Linked DNA regions of Homo sapiens: region 1 is linked to region 2. Evidence: read pairs that join two places in POLR2A ChIA-PET (ENCODE). Cell type or tissue: CD4-positive, alpha-beta T cell. All regions are shown on one strand.

Region 1 (2,500 bases), 1.3 Mb before region 2:
GTGTCCCATCTGAGAACCAAAGCCTGGTCCAGAAGCTATAGGTAGGACAAGCAAGAAAAAAGTGAAAAGCAGACCAGTGCCCTGGGAAGACAGAGAAACTTCCAGATTCCAAGAGATGTGGGCAGAAAAACCAACCCAGGCTCATTACCTGGTTGGCAGTGGGGACATTCAAGAGTCCTGCCAGCCTTGGAGGCATTCAGGAAGATGAAGGGCAACCAGGTGACCAGGCTGGCTTCTTTCTTCCTGGATCTCCTCTTTGTAGGAGGACTAACAACCATATCTAAACACAATTGATGTTGGATGTGGCAAAGGACATCAACATGTCCCGACCACCCAGGGGAGGAGCAGGACGGAGGGAGCAGCCTGCAGAGAGCCAGCTCCTTATTCCCCAAGACAGGATGGGCAAGCACAGAGCAAGGCCTGATGCTTGAGGCGTTCGCCAAACATTTAGTAAGCACCCATTGGGGGCCACGCACTTTACTGGGTCCTGGAGTTGCAGAGATGAGAGAGACATGTTCTCTGTCCTCTATAAATTCCCAGTCTCATCTCTACCCATAGCTCCAGCCATCAGTACACCCACTCCTGCCCCAGAACCAGGACACCTATGTACATGTACACACACTCCCCAATATACTGAGGTGGCAGGGGCCTCAGACCTGCAGGATCGCAGTTAGAAAAGTCCTGAAAGGCTGTCCAATCTGATCTGCTACCCAGAGCAGAATCCTTGGTAGGTGGGCATGCAGTTTGTGCCTGGATCCCTCCAGTGATAAGGAGCTCACAGCACTGACTACAGATCTCTGTATACAGTTTTCAACTCAATGACACTGACTAACTGACGTTGGGACGCATGAATGTGGGGTCCTGACATCGCATGGAGAATGAGGGATGGTACCCAAAGCCCTCTGATGGCCTCCAGATAGCTGCTGCAGCTGCTATCTGGGAAAGGAACAAAGTTGGCTCCATTTCGCCTCTACCCGCCTGACCTTTGGGTGCAGCCCTCCATGTTGTCTTGACCCTTGTGAAGGCCAGCCCGGCCTTCCCAGCTCCCCGCCTCCCTGTGCCGGGTGTCTGGCCACTGCCAGACTGTGCCACTGCACTAACCAGTGCAGCAAGCCACAGCCCAGGAACCAACAACTTCCCCAGGGCTGCCCTCCTCCTGGCTTGGGCCCCTAGACCCCTAGATCCCCTCTCCTGCCCCCAGCGTGCCTGCCCAGTCCCCACACTGTGTCTCCTCCACAGTGGTGTTTGGCCAGTTCGCCTTCTTTCACACGGCCCTCAACGACGTGGTGGAGGTTCACGACGGCCACAGCCAGCACTCGCGGCTCCTCAGCTCCCTCTCGGGCTCCCATACAGGTATCCGGGGCTCGGCCAGTGTGGGGATGGTTGTGGGCCGGGGGCATCACGTCCGGCTAAAGGAAGGAGGCTCTAGAAGCACCCCATGGCCGCAGGTGGAACCCTACGGCTCTGCGTGCCTGTCGTGTTCTGGTGCTTGTCTACAACGCAGCAGCCAGCTCGTGAGAGCTCCAACTAGCGGGGCCTTCAGCAGCTGCCCTCACCCAGACTGTGTCTACACCGCCCCCTTGTGGTGTAGCCTTCTCCTGTTGGTTCGTATTCAGATGCAACTTTTTTTCTTACTATAAATGTATTGCATTTTCATTATAGAAAACTTAGTGACAAAACAAAATAATTGCATACAGAATCAAAATAAAGACTACCCCGAAAGAGCCACTGACAAGATGTAGTGGATTTCCTTCCAGTCTTTGTATCTACTTCGACGTTTACATATTTTATTCAACAAACCAATATACATATTTTATTGAAATATTCGCTACGAGCTTTTCTCTGTCATTTTTTTTCTTCTAGGCTAGGATTTTTAAGTGCTACATAGTAGTCTCTCATACAGTTAGTTAAAATTTATGTAACGAATTCCCTATTATTGAACATTTAGATTGTAATGTTTTGTGCTTATGAATAGTAATGCAATGTATTGTACATACATCTTTATATACATTTCTGTTACTTTAGAATATCTAGAAGTGGAATTGTCAAGTTAAAGGATATGTGAGATCTTTAAGGCTTTTTATGCAGATTATCAAATATCCCTCTAGAAAGATCTTGTCAGTTTGATCACCAACAAGAAAGAGGGCATGTTTTATTCTCACAAAAACCAGGTAATTAAAAAAACAAAAGCGTCATCAGTTTGAAAAGTGAAAATGGTATCTCATTTTCTAATTTGCCTTGTTTTATTACTAGTTAGGTTAAATTTTTATAATGTGTTTATTGGCCTGTGCATTTTTTATTTGTGAATTTATTGTGAATTTGTGTCGATTTTTCTACAAGCACTTATTTTCTTATTTATTGAGTAGAGCTCCATATTTTATAAGCTACATAAATATATATAATATGCTATAAAAAGCCCTCCTCTCCAGCTTGTCTTTTGCTATATAATTTTCTTCAGGGTGCTTTAATGTCAGAATATGTAAATTTCCCATGCTATCAA
Region 2 (2,500 bases):
TCCTCTACCCTGTTCCCTCGCCTAGTTCAGGCCACCATTGCCTTTGTCTGGACGAGTCCATTGACTTTTCCCTGGGTTTCCTGCCTCCAACTCTGTCCTCTCTGATCTGTGTCCACTGGGGCCTGTTTGTCTGTTTTACAGGTCCCTATGGGACATCCAGGGTGACCTCCAAGGTCACCGGGAGTTCTGGACAAAGATCTAGGCTGGAGATAGAGACTTCAGAGTAGCATATAGCTGAGCTCATAGATATAGGAGAGAGAAAAGACAGACAGAGGGGTGGTCGATGGTCTCATTTTTTCTCTCCAACACAGATTTCTCTCCAGGCCATAGATCTAATGACATCCCAAAGCCACCTTGGTTTAGCCTGGACCAAACCGACCCCTCTTTTTCTATGCACACACCGCTGCTCTTCCCCAGCTTCCTCCGTGGTGCTTGACACGCCCTTCTGCCCATTTTCCCAAGCCAGACCTTCGGTCCCTCTCAGCCCTCCCACCTCCCCACTCCCACGTTGAGTCCTTCCCTGAGTCCTGTGGCTGCTGCTCCTGAACGTCCCCCGTGCTCCTTCCCTCTCCTTTCCTCTGCCTTTCAGTGGCATTTAACATGGTGGATCACTCACTCCTTCCGGAAGCTGTTTCTTCCCCCAGCCTTGAGGACACCCCTGCTCCTGGCTCACTGGCCATCAGCTGATCCCCTGATGGGAGTCTAAATGTCTTCTGCCTTCTTTTTTTTTTTTCTTTTAGAGATGGGGGGTCTCACTACATTGCCCAGGCTGGTCTCGAACTCCTGGGCTCAAGCAATCCTCCCGCCTCAGCCTCCCAAAGTGCTGGGATTACAGGCATGAGCCACCGCACCAAGCCTGGCTCTGCCTTCCCTTCTTGAGCCACTCTTTCTCTCTAGTGGATCCCGTTGAGCCCTTTGGCTTCAAATTTGGGATCACCCCTGAACTATTACCTGGAGATGGAGCTTCAGGTATTAACTGCCAGCCTGATGGCTCCATGGGGATTCTAACAGGCACCTGGAACTTCAACTCCAAGGCTACCCTCTTAAGCCCCGGCACTGAGAGCAGGGAGAACCATGAGCTCAAGACACGTGGGTGCTGGCCAACTCTCCCTTCCACTTGAGTTCAGGCCCCATCATCTCTGACCTCGATTACTGCAACAGCAGGGAAAGACAGCCAGGCAGAGGGGACTGCCTGTGCAAAGGCAGGAAGGAGAGCAAGGTTATGGCTTGGCCAGAAGCCCAGAGTGTGTTGTGGGGCTCCGATAGCAAATACCTTAAATGTAAGGCTCGGGCTTGGTCCTGAGAGCAATAGGGAGCCACTGAAAGGTTAAAATCCAAGGGGAGCACATTTGTTTTTACACTTCTGTCACGCCTTTGTTCATTCCTCCCCTCGTTTACTTTGTCTGTCAACAAATAGCTGCTGAGCACCCTCTATTAGAAAGTGACCCTGAGACAGTGGAGAATGTCTGGAGGGGCAGAACTGGTTGGCAGAGAGGTCAGTGAGAAGCTGATGACGTAACCCAGCCCAGGTGAATGAAGGGTCTTCCACAGGGCGAGGCATGGAGAGGAGCAATGAGCTGAGATCAGTCCAGGTTCCTGGCTTGGGCAGTGGAGGAGGTAAGTAAGGTGTGAGAGGTGCCGAGCCCAAAGCTCAGAGCGATGGAGTCTATGGTGGGAAGAGCCAGTCCTTCCTCCTGGGGACTCTGGAAAGCTCCTCGGGAGTGGCTTGATCTGGGTTTTAAAAGAAGAGTAGGCCGGGCGCAGTGGTTCACCCCTGTAATCCCAGCACTTTGGGAGGCCGAGGCGGGCAGATCATTTGAGGTCAGCAGTTTGAGACCAGCCTGGCCAACATGGTGAAACCCCATCTCTACTAAAAATACAAAAATTAGCTGGGCATAGTGGTGGGCACCTGTAATCCCAGCTACTCGGGAGGTTGAGGCAGGAGAATTGCTTGAACTCGGGAGGTGGAGGTTGCAGTGAGCCGAGATTGTGCCACTGCACTCTAGCCTGGGCGACAGAGTGAGACTCCGTCTCAAAAAAAAAAAAAAAAAAAAGAGAAGAGTAGAAATTTAGCAAGTAGAGAGGAATGCTGGGCAGAGGAAACAGCATGTTCAAAGGCCCTGAGGCAGGACGGAGCTCAGCACTCAGAGGAACTGAGAAGCCAGTCGAGTTGAAGCTCAGCAGGCCAACTGGAGTGCTATGGCTTGAATGTGTCCCCCCAAAAGTATGTGTATTCCCCAATGCAACAGTGGTGAGAGGTGAGGCACTAGGGAAGGGTCGCTAGGGATATGAGACCTCTCTGAACAAGCAGAAGAGAAGGGGAATTTAGGCCTGGTGCAGTGGCTCATGCCTGTAATCCCAGCACTTTGGGAGGCTGAAGCAGGCAGATAGCCTGAGGTCAGGAGTTCGAGACCAGCCAGGCCAGCATGGTGAAACCCTGTCTCTACTAAAAATACAAAAATTAGCTGAGCGTGGTGGCAGGCACCTGTAATCCCAGCTA

Evidence for each region. ChIA-PET counts read pairs that join two places held together with the same protein. Peaks named below come from ENCODE experiments on the same cell type or tissue, not always from the same donor. Only the 100,000 strongest peaks of a DNase experiment are listed, where the experiment ranks them.
Region 1: POLR2A ChIA-PET joins it to region 2 with 5 read pairs; 1 of 35 experiments calls an interaction of 5 or more read pairs at or near these places.

Annotation. Positions count from the first base shown.
Region 1 is chr1:33,632,275-33,634,774 of GRCh38, reverse strand. It overlaps CSMD2 (CUB and Sushi multiple domains 2), which reads left to right. Exons shown (of 71, transcript NM_001281956.2): 32 at 1,240-1,353. Among named protein-coding and RNA genes, the nearest start is that of ZSCAN20, 160 kb to the right of the region's middle. RefSeq lists an enhancer at 734-1,240. In CD4-positive, alpha-beta T cell, CTCF peaks have their summits at 1,394 and 1,595 (motif pointing left); a DNase peak (open chromatin) is centred at 1,554.
Region 2 is chr1:32,344,343-32,346,842 of GRCh38, reverse strand. All of the region lies in intron 1 of LOC124903949 (a long non-coding RNA gene), which reads right to left. All of the region lies in intron 2 of LOC105378629 (a long non-coding RNA gene), which reads left to right. Among named protein-coding and RNA genes, the nearest start is that of MARCKSL1, 9.4 kb to the right of the region's middle. In CD4-positive, alpha-beta T cell, no CTCF peak of the experiment used is centred here; a DNase peak (open chromatin) is centred at 1,202.